2 separate regions of the Homo sapiens genome follow, and region 1 is linked to region 2. A link is an interaction called in ENCODE POLR2A ChIA-PET data of the cell type or tissue named here. Cell type or tissue: A673. All regions are shown on one strand. Each heading gives the region's core, and the rest is flanking DNA. Links, peaks and the distances in the headings are about the cores only. Region 1 has its middle 35 kb from the start of HACD1. Region 2 overlaps MRC1 (mannose receptor C-type 1).

What was found. ChIA-PET counts read pairs that join two places held together with the same protein. Peaks named below come from ENCODE experiments on the same cell type or tissue, not always from the same donor. Only the 100,000 strongest peaks of a DNase experiment are listed, where the experiment ranks them.
Region 1: POLR2A ChIA-PET joins it to region 2 with 12 read pairs; 3 of 35 experiments call an interaction of 5 or more read pairs at or near these places.

Annotation. Positions count from the first base shown.
Region 1 is chr10:17,578,473-17,586,821 of GRCh38, forward strand. No RefSeq gene overlaps it. Among named protein-coding and RNA genes, the nearest start is that of HACD1, 35 kb to the right of the region's middle. In A673, for the core only: no CTCF peak of the experiment used is centred there; no DNase peak of the experiment used is centred there.
Region 2 is chr10:17,846,381-17,854,729 of GRCh38, forward strand. It overlaps MRC1 (mannose receptor C-type 1), which reads left to right. Exons shown (of 30, transcript NM_002438.4): 7 at 3,199-3,384; 8 at 6,587-6,744. Among named protein-coding and RNA genes, the nearest start is that of MIR511, 5.4 kb to the left of the region's middle. In A673, for the core only: a CTCF peak has its summit at 1,495 (motif pointing right); DNase peaks (open chromatin) are centred at 1,501, 4,331 and 5,441; H3K27ac peaks cover 693 bases.

The sequences.
Region 1 (8,349 bases), core at 189-8,188, 270 kb before region 2:
TGGCGGACGCCTGTAGTACTAGCTACTCTGGAGGCTGAGGCAGGAGAATCACTTGAACCCAGGAGGCGGAGGTTGCAATGAGCCAAGATCAGGCCACTGTACTCCAGCCTGGGTGACAGAGCGAGATTCCATCTCAAAAAAAAAAAAGAATATTTTAGTTTTTTTCTTATCAAGTTTCTCAACCTTTATTTTTAATGAAGGAAGTGCTGAGTTTTGTTTCTCTTTTTAATCATAATCAACATTAGTTTTTGACCCAAGTAACGTTGACTGTATTCAAACTTATGAGAGTAGAGAGGATCTGGAGGTTGGGGATATGAATGACAAGGAAAGGATGTGGCCACCTGATAACCCTTTCCCTTTTTATCAAACCGGACACACCTGTTTCCCATTTATCTGTAGTTTAGTTTTTGGTTTGTTGTGGTTGGAACTGCTTTGAGAATCCTGGGATTTGTACTGCTGCTATTATTCAAAGACCAAATGAGTAAAACATAGTAGCTCCTAACTTTTTTCCAGCAGCAGCAAGTGGTAATAAACATGAAAACTGGTTAGCAGCAGTTTTGAAAGAACAGAATGCATTCAAATTTAAGGCTTCTTCTGGGTCATCAAAGCCAGTTTCATCAAACAGTTCAACAGAGAGTGGCACTTAATACCCTTTATACAGCCCATGGTTTCATAGTTTCATTTGTTCTTGCCCACAAGCTTGAAATCCAGGTTAAGGTATCCAGCCTTTATCACATAAGCATTGACATTATCCAGGCCTAGTCAGTAGCAGTAGGGTAACAGGATTGAAAAAGATTTGATGGAGAGGAAAGTATCTAATACTAGTCATGGTTTTGACCTAAATTGCTAGACAATAGTGCCATTCACAAAGTCAGAAAATACAGCAGGAAGAGATGGCTTTAAGAGGGGCAGAGAATTAGAAGATTGTGGTAGTAATGAAAATGATGCATTCAGTTTAACAAGTTTAATTTGAGACAGCTATGGTATAGCTAAAAAATAAAAAGCCCATAAAGTTGGAGATAGGGACTAGAGTTTAACATAGCAATCTAGGCCAGAATTGACAATGTTTAAGTAATTGTGGAATCTGTCAATAAGACTCTCCAGAATGTTTATATATATATGTATCAGAAATCCACACAACAGAACCATAGGCAACACCCACACTGGTGACAGGAAGAAGTAGAAGTCACCTATTGAAAACTGGAATGACCCGTTCAGAAAGACAGGCAAATTAGGAGAGAGTACATGAAAGAAGCCAGGGGTCAAGAATGCAGAAGCAAAGGAAGGACTAAAAAGCCTCCATGGACATTGATAATCAAGAGATTATTAAGATCTTTGCTAGAAGAGTTCCTTTACCTGTACTTAATTCCCTTAAAAAAAAGAAAAGTGATTGAATGACTTCCAGCAACTGTAGTCCCGGCAGGAACTGTGGAGACCAGCTGCCCTGTGGGATCCAGTTTTCCTTGGGAGGTTGTATCTGGTCATAAGATAAACATTCTATACATTCTATTGCCTGCTCTTGAACTGAAAGACTTCAACAGTATTAAAGCATTTTTTAATCTTATTTGAGCTTTCATATTCTTCAGTGATTCCTTTCATAATACCTGAGTTAATAAAAGTGGTCTGGGGCCGGGCACGGTGGCTCACGCCTGTAATCACAGCACTTTGGGAGGCTGAGGCGGGCGGATCACAAGGTCAGGAGATCGACACCATCCTGGCTAACACAGTGAAACCCCGTCTCTACTAAAAAATACAAAAAATTAGCCGGGAGTGGTGGCGAGCGCCTGTAGTCCCAACTACGCGGGAGGCTGAGGCAGGAGAATGGCGTGAACCCGGGAGGTGGAGCTTGCAGTGAGCCGAGATCGCGCCACTGCACTCCAGCCTGGGCGACAGAGCGAGACTCCGTCTCAAAAAAAAAAAAAAAAAAAAGTGGTTTGAGAGAGTGAAAGATCTCTTATGGTTTCTGATACAACTGTATAGGACTACCTTTTAAGATTAAATATAAGCATCCCTACATAAATGTAAAAAAACCTATACATAAAAATTAATAATATGCTGACTCAATGGAATTCTCTAAACGATCTTCTGTTGTGAAGATAGTAGCCGCACCGCCCCCCATCTTCCCTGGGGCATGTCAGGAGAGCAAAACCCCACTCTGCCTGCCCTAACAGCACTGCCAGGGGGTCAGGCTGGCTGGAAAATATCTCACCAGTGTCTGCCTCATTTGAAATAGTCACTGTCAAAAACCATGACCAGCAGGATACTGTATATATCCTAAAGGAGACCGAGCTACAGGAAACTCCTCTTTACTATGCTACTACTGAATAAACTGTAGCCTTCTACTTCTAATTCAAGATAAGGAAAACAGCTAAACGCTGGCAATCTTTCAAACTAGTAAAAGCAGAAAAAACTACGGGAAAAGAAAATTTTACCAAAACTATTCTCCGTAAGTGATTCCGTCCAAGAAACAAGTGAGGTAGGACTTCAGAAATTTCACCTGCTATGACTGTTATAAAACCATGAAAAGCAGCAATGTCATTAGTAACAACTAACATTTATTGGGTACTTATATGGGCCCACCTCTGTGCTACAAATTTATAGATATTACATCATTTGCTCCTCAGACAACTGCTTATTCCATTTTACAGATAAGGACTTTGAGGCTTAAGAAAGTTAAGTACTTTTTCTTTCAGTTCTATTGGGTACACTAAATATGGCATTTGTTAGAAGTTAAGTACTTTTTCCCAAATCTAAGGCAAGTTTCACTCCAAAGCCTTGGCTCTTAACCATGACACATGTCACCATTCCACTACTGTGACTGAGAATCTGTGAAGACCTGTCATGAGAATCTAATAACAATTATACCCTAAGGTATTGTGTCTAACTTTTATTTTGTTAGTATTTGCCAAAAAAAAAATACTTAATAAGTCCATCTTTACCCCTAAGAAAATACTGATAGCTTTAAACTAACCCATTTCATTTACTACAAGATTATAATTGGTACTAAAACAGCTCAGCCTTAATTCCTAAAACATTAAAATATATGTGGTAAAGGTTTCTTTGCCTCTGTTAATGTTTATCCAACTAAAAATATACTTTTAAGTAAGAAAACTGAATGTTTCCAAAGTTTACAAGCATCTAAAGTTAATTCACAGAAATATTTTTAAATGCTTTTTCAAAAACAAATAAAGCAAATAATATCTCCATAAACATATTAAATAATTTGGAATTTTCCAGGGGCAAAAATGCGTCATAACTATAAACATACAACTTGTAAAATAACCAACATTTTCACAAAATAATACTTTCTAAAAAACCTTTTTACTAGCTATGCTCACACCTAACTTTTGCTACTTGTCATTGTTATTTCATACAACTTACAAACAGACAGTATCAACTCTACTTCAAAAAAATGTATTTTGAACTTTCTGAAATTTCAATTCTCACAAGATGTAATACTTTTTCTTTTTTTTCTTTTTCTTTTCTTTTCTTTTTTTTTTTTTTTTTTTTTGAAGACAGAGTCTCGCTGTCACCCAGGCCACATTGTAGTGGGTAATACATTTTTAATGCTATAAATTGTTTCTATATGAAATTTCTCATATATGTTGATTTTGGAATTGAAACAAAAAAGTAATACCAGATTTTGGAGCAAATGTTTATGCATACAAGTTACGAATAAAGTTGTAACTTTGAAAAAATGAATGTTTGATGCACGAAAATCTACAGACTCCAGGCTAACAACTGTTCTAAATTCAGTTTTTCTTCTTGAGTACACTTAATGTAAATTAACCTTTCCATTTCCTCATTTCTTAAGATTAATTTCTGTTGCAAGGGTTTTAATAAAGTTCAGCGAAAGTTTAACTCAATAAAATCAGCTTCTGAACACATTAATTTAGCCACAAACCTATTTTAGTCAACTTATGATTAGATTAAAAATCATTCAGACAAATTATTTTGTGTCTTGCATATTTCTCAAAAACAGAAGCATATGCATTTCCCACAATCTTGAATATATTCCTCCCTAAGAAGGGGTGTGTGTGTGTGTGTGTGTGTGTGTGTGTGTGTGTGTGTGTCTGTTTGTGGGAGGGCTTATTAAAAAAAAAGACACTAGAAGTTCTATTTAAGTAACAACACTACTACAAAAAAATTTTTTTTTCTTTTTTTTTTTTTTTTTTTTGACACAAGGTCTCACTCTGTTGCCCAGGCTGGAGTGCAGAAGCGTGATTATAGCTCACTGCAGCCTCAGCCTCCTAGGCTCAAACAATCCCACACCTCAGCTTCCCAAGTAGCTGGAAGTACAGGCATGTGACACCATGCCTGGTTAATTTTTGTATTTTTTGTACAGACAGTTTCGTCATGTTGCCCAGGCTGGCCTCCAACTCCTGGACTTAAGTCATCCACCCACCTCAGCCTCCCAAAGTGCTGGGATTACAGGCGTGAGCCACCACACCTGGCCCAAAAATATTTTAACCTACTTTCTAGTTGTATCTAGTTTATATCATGTCATCAAATTCAATACAACAAAAATACCTAATTGGATTTTACGATTGTTTTTTCTTCCCAGCCACACTACTTAAGTGAATGGTCAGATAAATTGTATGGTTATAAAATATTTGCTAAAAATATCTGTCAGACTATGGACTATGCAGATATCATTTTTCATTTTTATAAACTTAAAACTACACTGTTCATTTTGATAAGAAACAATAGACATGACTGTAGGAATGCTGATTTTTTTTTCTTTCGGTTCTATTGAGTACACTGAATATGGCATTTGCTAGAAGTCATTCCCCACCTCCCCACCCCTTCTTGATATTTCTTTTTTTTCTCCCCACCCTGAGACAGAGTTTCGCTCTTGCCCAGGCTGGAGTACAGTGATGTGATTTTGGCTCACTGCAACCTTCGCCTCCTGGGTTCAAGTGATTCTCCTGCCTCAGCCTCCCAAGTAGCTGGGATTACAGGCATCCACCACCACGTTTGGCTAATTTTTATATTTTTAGTAGAGACAGGGTTTCACCTTGTTGGCCAGGCTGGTCTCAAACTCCTGACCTCAAGTGATCCACCCGCCTCGGCCTCCCAAAGTGCTGGGATTATAGGTTGAGCCACCGCACCCAGCCTTTCTCTATTGCAGTGTTTCTTAAAGGCTGGTGGGACAACTAAGCTGCTTGCACCATAACTGCCTAGCACCTTGCTAAAAAATTCAGGTTTCTTAGCCCCACAGCTGCTGATGCAAAATCTCTAAAGAAAGAATTCTGAGGTCCTCAGATGATTAATAAATGATTTGATCTGAAAACCGTTTTTCTACAGTCATTATCCTCAAAGTTAAACCACAAAATGTTAACTGAATTTAAGAAAAATTGTTAATTTTCGAATTGTACAAATTGAATTTAAATATGTAAGGCACGATCATTAATCAAGAAACAAAATGTATTTTTACAGCAATCTCAGTTTTGCATTATATATAATTTTAGCAAAGCAGGAGAAGATGGTAAGAGTATAAAGTAATGCGGAACAGAATGCTGCAGTTAAGAACTTTTGAGCAAAATGAAAGTATATTAATTAATACCCAGAATTTTCTAGGGTATAATCTAGAGGCGCAAACGTCGATGTGAAGGTTGAGTTCATAATATGCCTGGAAATTGCATATGCATAAATAATTTAGTGCTTTTTATGCGCTTAAAAAGACATCAGTCTTCATGTATGAGATCACAGCCATATTAATCTGGTTTTTAAAATCCAGGCAGGGTGTGGTGGCTCATGCCTGTAATCCTAGCACTTTGGGAGGCCGAAGTGGGTAGATCACTTGAGGTCAGTCAGGAGTTCGAGACCAGCCTGGCCAACATGGTGAAACCCCGTCTCTACTAAAAATACAAAAATTAGCCGGGCATGGAGGCGTATGCCTGTAATCCCAGCTACTTGGGAGGCTGAGGCAGGAGAATCACTTCAACCCGGGAGGCAGAGGTTGCAGTGAGCTGAGATCATGCTATTGCACTCCAGCCTGGGCAGCAAGAGCGAAACTCTGTCTCCATAAATAAATAAATAAATACATAAATAAATAAATAAATAAATAAATCCCAATGTCTTGTTTCACAAACTCCTATAAATTAGAACTCCTTCTATTATTAAAATACCCATGTGCAACCAAAACATTAAGAAACAAAGACCCTGAGACATGAAAGTTAACATCACCAGAAAATGGAACAATTTAATATTCCTGCCCAAAGGTACATAATTAAATCTAATCATTAGGAAACATCAAATGAACTCAAACGGAGGGACCAAACAAACTCAAATGGAGGGACTGTCTATAAAACAACGATCCTGTACTGTGGAAAATGTCCAAGTCACGAAAGGTGAAGAAAAACTAAGGAACCACTCTAGACTAAAAGAGATGATAACTAAATGTAATTGCTGACCCTGGATTGGATCTTGACCCAGAATATACATGTGCATGCATACATACATGTCAATGAGACTGGAATAAGGTCTACCAATTAGATAAAGGTATTGGATTCTTAAACTAAATATGGCCTGAGAAGCACTCTGTACTTCTATATTTGAGTCCTTGTGGACGAACTGTAACCTAGCTCAATAGGCGGACAAGATTGATAACCTAACTAGGAGTACGCACCTGTAACAACAGCTGAGTCTTGGCCAATCCCAGACGACGTACTTCAACCACTCACAGACTGCTAAGTGTTCAGACTGTGTTCAAGTAAGACAAATGCCAATATGTAACCAGTCCAGCTATTTCTGTACCTCACTGCCAATTTCTGTATGCCACTTCCCTTTTTTTGTCTATAAATTTGTTCTGACCACAGGGCATCCCTGGAGTCTGTCTGAATCTGCTGATTCTGGGGGCTGCCCGATTCACGAATCGTTGATTGCTCAATTAACCTCCTTTAAATTTAATTTGGCTGAAGTTCTTCTAATAACAGTATCAGTGTTGATTTCCTGATTTAGGTTATGGTACAGTGGCAAGGTAGCACGATGTCCTTGTTCTTAGGAAATATGCACTGAAGAAATTAGGGGTTAATGTTTCAACTTATTCTCAAATGGTTCAGGACATATTATGAACAGAGAGAGAGAAAACTATAGCAAACGGGGCAAAATATGAACAAGTGGGGAATTCAAGTGAAGGGTTTAGAGGTGCTTTTCCTTCTATTCTTAACAAATTTCCTGTAACTTTGAAATTATTTCAAAATAAAAAATGACCAAAATATTTTAAAAGCTATAACAGGAACACAAAAAAAATCTAAAATGTTTAGAATATATCTTTAAGCTTCATATCTAAAGGAGAGACCTATGTCTATTTAAATATTTTGTAAATTTAGACTAAAACTATAAACAAATTGAATTTTAAGTTCTATTCAATGCCTTCATACTAGAAATTACAAAACTGCATTGCTTATTTTTTATTCTATCAATTATATGTGTAATCCAAATCTAAATGTATGTGAAAGGTAAATACCTCTATACGTCCCATATGCATATGAAAAATATTTTAAATGTTGCCTTTTACAGTTATTTTTTTTCCTTCAAGGATCTCTTAATGATTTATTGTATTGGTCTCATCAACTATAACTGATTTTGTTATGAAGTAGTTTTAGTCCAGAATTCTGTCGATTTAGTGGTGCCCTAATATGCTTATACACATATGAGTAACAAAGAACCCATCCCATCAGATTATCAACACACTGTATTTGTTAAAGCACAGATAATTATTTTGCAATATGATTTACTAACCAATCTAACCCAGTAATTTTGCTAAAGGTTTACTGTGTAGGGGAGAGAGAGGTAAGATAAGAGGAAGATGTTAATTCCCTACAACAGGGCCTGACACACAGTGGGCATGAGATACATATTTGTGAAGAGGAAAAGGGATTATTGCAAAGTTTAGATCATTTGCAATATATCACTAGAAACTATGACATTGCAGCATAATAATTAGATGCTTAAAAATATAAAGATGAGAAAATAATGCTTCTGAAAATCTATAGATGTCAAGCAACAAAAACTCTTGGTGAAAATGACTTTCTTACCTTTCTGGCATGCTTTTTTAAAAAGCTAAAACTATCAAGGATGTTGCTATATTCATGTCGAATTAACATTTTGAAAAATATTTTTTAAAACTTGCATATTGTATAATATAGCAAGCTATAAAGCTATGAAAATCAAAAAACAATCAGAATATGAAGGAATTGTCACCAAATATAATTGAAAGTTGCTAGCATCAAAATTTCTTGATCTGTGTTTCAAATGCCCAAGTCTGCAGGACTGTATTCCAAAGTTCTGTCTGATACAAACCCTGACTTGGCTATTGAAAGTTATGGTCATTTATGGGGAAGG
Region 2 (8,349 bases), core at 28-8,027:
CTTTAAATGGTTTAATTTATTTCTGTTTTTCTGCTGGAGGAAACTGACAATGTGGCATTCTTGTTTTTTTCTTCCCATTGGCTTTGAAAGCAATTTCATGTATTTTAAAATACGCTTGACATAGCTAGAGATTCAAAAGATACAACATGATAAATAATAAGGTTTTCCCTACCTCTCACCTGTAACACCCAGTTTACCTTCCTGGAGAATAATTGTTTCTGGGTGTGTATCCTTAGTTATTCTGTGACTATATAAACAAATATATTTATAATTATTTTTGTTTCATACAAATGGCAGTATACTATAATATGTTTTTATCCTAAGTTTTCCACTTAACAACAATTTTGGACATCATTCCACGTAGAATATAAACAGCTTCTATGTTTAATTTTATGGCTGTCCAAAAGCTATTGCAGAGACAGCACATATATTTTTTTGACCGATCTCCTGTGTAATGGATTTTTAATTTAATTTACTTCCAATCTTTTATTAATACAAACAGTCCTGAGGTAAATAACTATATACATTCTATGCACATCATTTCATGCATGTGATCATTCCTGGAAGTGGAATTGTTGGATTAGGGAGGAGATGTGTTTGCAATTTTAATTGATATAGATTTGGCCAAGATCCTAAATAGATATAGATGCGGGACCTGGATGTTGGGTTTGATTATCCTTTACAGGCTCTCCATAGTGACGGTGGGTATCTTTAGAGAAAGCTCACCATTTTTGCATTTTACCTCTACTATTCCTCCTCTAGGAGAAATAGTGTATTTTTTCCTTTTTTGGAAGCCTTCATTACAATTCTCTTTCTAAGACTTGGAATTTCCATGTTGCCAAAGAGGAGAATAGTTACTTTATAGTTTCTCTGGTACAGCACTCAGAATTCTGTAACTTGGCCTTACTGCTTAACCTGCCGGTGCTGGGATCCTCATGTGTAAAATGGAAATGTTCATGACTCTTCTTCCTGAGATAAAATTTTGTTCATTTCATCAAACACTCAGTACATTCTTATTCCTCCATGATGCCTTCTTCACTCGCTAACCACTTGATGTCAGTTTCTGAACATCTCTATACTCCCTGGATTAATGATTCTGTTTTATCTATAAACTCAAATAAACCAGAGCTTGGAAAAGCGTATCAGAGTTCAAATTATGCAGCATACGGGATTAGCAACAGCCTTAGGCAAGAATTCAACCTCAAACCCTGTGAATTATTGTAACACTAACCCGTTTGTCCATAATCCTCAGGTCTCTAGGGCTGTACTCTCTGGCTTAGCAGCCACTTAACCGCATGTGGCCACTGAGCACATGAGCTGTGGCTAGAGGAACAAATCATCTTCTGTGGCTGCCCCAGGGAACTCCCCTTCATTTCACTCAAGTTGGTTGTTTTCATGCTTTCAAATATGTTTAAAGTTCATCATTTCAGTTTTTGAAGGACAGCATTGGCTGATACTATTTTCAATTTCCTAGGTAGCAAAATTAAAATAACCCACCAGAGGGCTCCAAAGCTGTACTAAGCTTGCTTTCTTTTTCTTTTTCTTCTTTTTTTTTTTGTAACCACTGGAAGTGCACAGAATCTAAATTGTATTGAGGGAATAGAATTTTTTTAAATATGCATTTTTTATTACAATTGTACAGCATTTGAGCCTCATGACTGAGTAGTTACTTGTATGACTGCAGGGCACAAAATCCTGGGCTTAAACAATGATGTTTCAGATACTCTCCACCTTTAAGGGAAGATACGACCAATTCATCAAAGGAATAGTGAAGAAAGGTACCCTATAACGAACATATACTAAGACAGCCATTTGAAAACATTTAATATGAGCTTAAATAATATATACGTTCACTTTCATTTGGCAATATAGTCCCCTTCTAAGCAAAACATGTTGCCAAATTACTGTTTGAAATAGTATCTCTAGAATAGTAATAACAAGCAGCCATATATCAACTATAACTTCAATTCTTTTTCTCTTCCAATACTCAATACGCTTATATGTACCAGGCCCTGTGCCAGGCTCAAGGCAATAGGGATGAATAAACATCTGCCTTCAAATGTCTTTATTGTCACTTTCCCCTAGCTCATTACTATTAAATTTTTGCAGCGTATAATCAAGATTATACAATTTGATCCTATTAGTAGCGAGGCTGAGGATGTTGACAGCTGGTTTAATTAAATAATGATTGTGTGGTGCTTGTGATTTACAAGCACACTCTCTCTATTCTTTTCTAGTTCAGAAGAACATGGGGTGGGTGGTTTGATATTAGTGTTAGTACTAATCTCATTTAAAAATTTTCACCTATATGGGTACTCCTTTTCATGTGATGTGACTTGCCGAAGATCACACAACTTACCGCAAATTCAGGTTTTAGGAGTTATGACTCCAGATCCCTCTCCTAGTCACAAGCACGTGTCAGTTTTGGGTAGCAACTAAATGGTAGTGGGTCTGTTCTGAGGCAACAAGTGGCTGACTCATGTGGCTATGGTGGCGGAGGCTCCTTGGAGACCGTTTGTCCCCCAGCCATTCCAGCTCTCTACTTCAACACTAACCTGCCTCTCAAGAGTGACTGGCTCCCTAATGTCCATAGAATAAAGTAAATTCAAATCTTTTAGGGGATGTGTTTAGTCCCCCAAAGCTTTCAGGCCTCCAGCATTTAAACAGTGCATAACAGATGCTTAGTTCAGGTTTGCTGACAAGATTTAGATAATCTAATATGTATTAGTATAGTCTTGTTGTAGATATAACTTTTTAAAAAGAGATTTCCCATAGCCAAGTACAGTGGCTTATGCCCTGTAGTAGCAGCTACTTAGGAGGCTGAGGCAGGAGGACTGCTTGAGCCCAGGAGGTTGAGGCTGCAATGAGACATGATCACACCACCGCACTCTGGCCTGGGGAATAGAGGGAGACCTTGTCTCTTAAAAAAAAAAAAAAAAGAAAGAAAGAAAGTTGATAAGGTGATTTCCCATTTGATTAAAAAGTAGGTTATTTTGTTTTGTCTAAAAACCAACAAAATAGTATATGCCTTGTCTATTTTTGGTGAATATGTATGCTGCGAAAATAAAAACTAAATGTTACCTTTATTTGCCTAGTAACTATAAGCTGTTTCATGTATTATATAAAATGATTAAAATATTGTTATAGTTTTAATCAAATCTTTTAAAATTTTTTTCCGACCCCCCTTTTTGTTTCTAGAAAGTGATGTGCCTACTCACTGTCCTAGTCAGTGGTGGCCGTATGCCGGTCACTGTTACAAGATTCACAGAGATGAGAAAAAAATCCAGAGGGATGCTCTGACCACCTGCAGGAAGGAAGGCGGTGACCTCACAAGTATCCACACCATCGAGGAATTGGACTTTATTATCTCCCAGCTAGGATATGGTGAGAAACTTGACAGTGATAATATACTTGGCTTTAATCCTGGGAGCACCCCTTTCTACCCAACTCTGGAAAATTCTATCATAAACATCAAATTTAATCAATGTAAATCAATAATTCAACGAACAACGTATGAATTTAATCACAAATGCTGAAAATGCCACAATGTGAAAATTGTATAATAATTGAAAGAATTCTTATCACTGAAAGATAATTCAATTTCTTTTTCTTTTAATGTGTAATCCATTTATGGGTAGTTTTAAAACATTATTTTTTTCATGCATTATCTGGATGCAGAGCAGTCTACCTTACACTTGTGAACAATGCTTAATTCCTTGGAATTATCTGTGTGTGTGTGTGTATCTTCTTTTTTTAGGTCCATATTTTATCTCCTAAAAAAGATTTCTAAATGGACTGTTTCAGACTTTAGATTTCTTTTTTCTTTGTGAATTTAGCTGATGCTGGGAGGGTGTTGAACAGTGAAAAATATAGGAGTTTTTTTTTTTTTGAAATGGTTAGATGTCAGCCTAAACCTTTTAAAGGAATATATTTCTTGGCCAAGCTACGGTGGCTCATGCCTGTAATCCCACCACTTTGGGAGGCCAAGGTGGGAAGGATAGCTTGAGCCCAGGAGTTTGAGGCCAGTCCAGGGAACATAGCAAGACCTCGTCTCTACTAAAAAAAATTTTTTTTAAAGAAATGTATGTCTCAATTTTAGGTGCATAATTAAAAATACACAGAAAATGTACTAAGCAGAAAAAAATAGATGAATAAAATGAGCTGGGAATGCTTGTCCCGAAGATGAGCGGCTTGAGAAACAGCATAATGATAATGGGCACTCAGCAGTGCTTGTTGATTAAATGATGATCATTTTCATCTTCCACTGATGAGGCTGCTGAATAGCTGCAGCTGCTCTTCATTTCCCCCCAGCAAAACAAGAGGAAATGGATGGTGGAGATGGTGGAGACAGCTTCCTGACACATAGTGCCTGGAAACTGATTGGGGCTGGGGGAGGGGAGGAAAAAGCAACTAACAAATAGATGAGAAACAAATAGAGTAGTAGCAGAAAAAGACTTAAAAGTCCCCGAAACACTCCTACTTCTAGCACCTGCCAAATGGTATCCATCTTCCTGTGTTGACCCCATTGAGTGTCTTAGGCCACGAGAATAGCCCAGCTGCAGCCTATGAACAATTTCTTGGTTATTCTGTGTCTACTTATCCTGGAAAATTCACAATAGAAGATAATAATGGAATCAGAACTGGTATGTCTGAATAACAATTACTTAAATTTAGTGTGGCACTTATAGCCAGTAAAGTTTGCAAATGATTTAGCAGAAAACAGGTTAGTTAGGATGCTCTAGAACTGGAGTGCACATTTAACTCTACTTTGTATAACATAATGTAGTGAAAGAAAAAAACCTGATATTTTTATTGCTATAATTATTTTAGGAAATTGGATGGCCAAAGTTGCTTTGAAATTCAGCATGAGAATTAGTAAATAAATTAGAAAACCTTCCATTAAAAATTATTGATAAGATTTTATTTTAAACAATAAAATAATATTAATAAAAGTAAAGTTGTAAAGTTAAAATTATTGTTTCTAAACAAAAACCTAGAAATTTTTTTTTACATAATTGAGATGATACCTTTTGTATTAATCATGGAAGTATATTTCAAGTGGACACATTAAGACCTATACACGTAAGTTATGATTATACCAATGAATACAACTTCCCCAACTAATTGATAAAAATCAGCATGACAACTTTACACTCACATCTTATATATTTTTCTAGGATCAAGATTGTGCTTAGGAATTGAAGAAGCTATGGGGGAGAACAATTTAGTGAGAAATATGTATATAGGAAACTCTTAACTGTGGGACTTAGGAGGTTAGTTTTTCTTTGATCTTCAATTTAAATCTTTGAGGGGTACATGAGGTCACTTTGAAGCCTGCATTTGTTGCTGAAAAGATCACGATCTGCAAATCAAGTGAAAGGAGAAGAGGATCATCCTGGCAGTGTCATTCATTCTCCACGGCACTGGAAACATCTGCCAGTGCTGGCGCCAGGCCAGCTAGAGACTTCTCCAAAAGCAAAGTTGAATGACAACTTTCAGGAGGAAGAGACTAAACCGCTTAGGGAGAATCTTATACATTGTGATGTTTTCCTCATTTTCTACCACAACATCATCTTTACAATACTTTGGCAACTAATTTTATTATACCACTAAATGATCATACATCAAGCATTCATGATGGGACTCCCAGTCGTGTGAATTAGATAGATATTGATTTGTGTATTCTTTAACTTTTTTTAATTTAGACAAGTTTATTTTTTAGCCATGACATCTTAAACCTTCATTGACTTTAACTTTATCCCATTTTTGTTGTGATATTTAGGAATTTTTAGCATGGCACCTACTTATAAAATCAATAATGTTCTCCATAGAATTTCAAAACAAAATGATCATGTTTTAAATCTATATTGGTTGTTTTCGTTTTACCCTCATTTGTTATTTAAGTTTTGCTGGAATTTCCTGGCATTTCATGATGAAAATGATTACAGATTCATTTGTATATACAGCATAATAGATAGGTACCAAATGTCAGGTGCAAGTCTCACCTCTTGGTTTATAATTCTTTCACTATATAGATAATTTTCACTCCCAGTACAGTGATTGATCTTTAACGGAAGTATCTAGAATGTTCTTGATAACAAGAGTCAGTAAAATAGAAGCAGTTTAAAATTTTTGTTATTTGAAAACATTCATCAATTTAATCATAGTCAAACAGATGTATATAAATAGGCTACCATCAATAACATGAGTGCAGTTGGCATGGTAAATTATTTGCAACAATAAAAGCAGCTTCATAAGATAGAGCATAGTAATAGACCTACCTCAATTTTGTTTTTGTAACTGCCAGGAGATACAATCTACAATATTTCCACTAAAGAATACAGTCATATTCACAATGTAAAGGGTACACTACACAGCCTAAAACTAACAAGGTAAAATGTAGTTGGCATCTAAGTCGACAGCATGTAGGTCAGATGAGCACTCATGAGGACTATCTTTCATGATGGTGATCATATCAAGGGAGGTAGAGCCCTGTTGATAAAGCAGAGTGCCTTCCGTTCCTTTTACCCCCCGACCTTTGGAAAGCAACCCTTGTATATACCACTGTGTGTTTCTTCCTGTTTAGAGCCAAATGACGAATTGTGGATCGGCTTAAATGACATTAAGATTCAAATGTACTTTGAGTGGAGTGATGGGACCCCTGTAACGTTTACCAAATGGCTTCGTGGAGAACCAAGCCATGAAAACAACAGACAGGAGGATTGTGTGGTGATGAAAGGCAAGGTAAGGCCACTTGAATGACTGATATTTATAATGAAAGTCACGGGGGATTTTTCCTTCTGTCCCAGTCAGTTACATATGTTTGTTTAGATTGTTTTTATTCTACATAAATTGGCATGGATCAAAGGTGAACCAAAATTCAGATTTGATTTCTTGAATCCCTCTCAACTGTCTAGCAAAGTCAAATTTTCAAGAGGATCACTGAAGCAATGGACAGAAACTTTTGGGTCAAGGATGAAATTCGCCTGTAATGAATACTCATATTGTTTCTATGGCACTATATATGTACATGGCCATATATATAGTGCCATATTATAATGGTGTATATATATATCCACCAAAGCTCTCATCTGACCAATTAAGCCATATATATGATTATGCATGTATATATAAAAAGTTATTATAAGCCATATATATGATTACAAGAGATGTAAAAAGAGATATATATGTATGTGTGTGTGTGTGTGTGTGTGTGTGTGTATATATATATATATGTAAAAAGAGATTGTAGCCCCGTATATATGTGAGAGATATATATACACCAAGTAGATGCAGATCTACTTACAGCTACGGTGGATTAGGTCTGGAAGCTGTACTTGGGGAGCTACATTCATTTTTTTCAGTTTACATGGAGCTGTCATATGAAATGATTGCTTTTATGATTGAAATATGACCTCAGTGATTGAAAAATGTTATCAAATTTATCTTTTATTAATAGATGGTAAACACAGTGATTAAGAGGCTGAGTTTTGCTGTGTGACTGACTCCTTTATTTGCAAAATGGGAATAAGAGCTGTACTTAGCTCACCTGTGGATATGAGGTTTTTTTTTTTGTTGTTGTTGTTGTTTGTTTGTTTGTTTTTTAAGACAGAGTCTTGCTCTGTCACCCAGGCTGCAGTGCAGTGGTGCAATCTCAGCTCATTGCAGTCTTGACCTCCTGGGTTCAGGCCTCCCAAATAGCTGTGACTAAAGGTGCGTGCCACCACGCCTGGCTAATTTTTTGTATTTTTGGTACAGATGGAGTTTTGCCATGTTGCCCAAGCTAGTCTTGAACTCCTAAGCTCAAGCGATCTGCCTGCCTCAGCCTCCCAAAGTGTTGAGGTTACAGGCGTGAGCCACTGTGCCAGGCCCAGGATATGAGTATTAAATAATGCATGTGTGGTACACAGTTCCCAGCCCATATTTATTGTTCAATAATTTTTGTCATTGTGGTTGTTTATTTTTGTCACTGTGGCTGTTATTTTTGTCATTGTGGTTGTTTTTATTGTGATGGATTGAAAGTTTAAGAACATATTAGGTGTTAACTATCCAAAGAGTAGACAGAAGAAACCAGAAAGCAGCATGCTTGGAGGAGGTGAAAGGTCAGTGTGGTTGAAATCATGAAGTCAGAGCCGGAAGGGTGGGTAGGAACTGAGGTTCAAGAAACATGAGTTGTCTCGGAGGGGTAAAACCAAAGTGGCAATTTATAAATGTTACTCTGGCTAAAGGCTTACGTGTCAGATTGCACTGGGCTGAGACCAACTAGGATATGAGGAGTTAAAGACAGACAATACAGAAAACATTTTATTTATTTATTTATTTATTGAGACAGAGTTTTGCTCTTGCTGC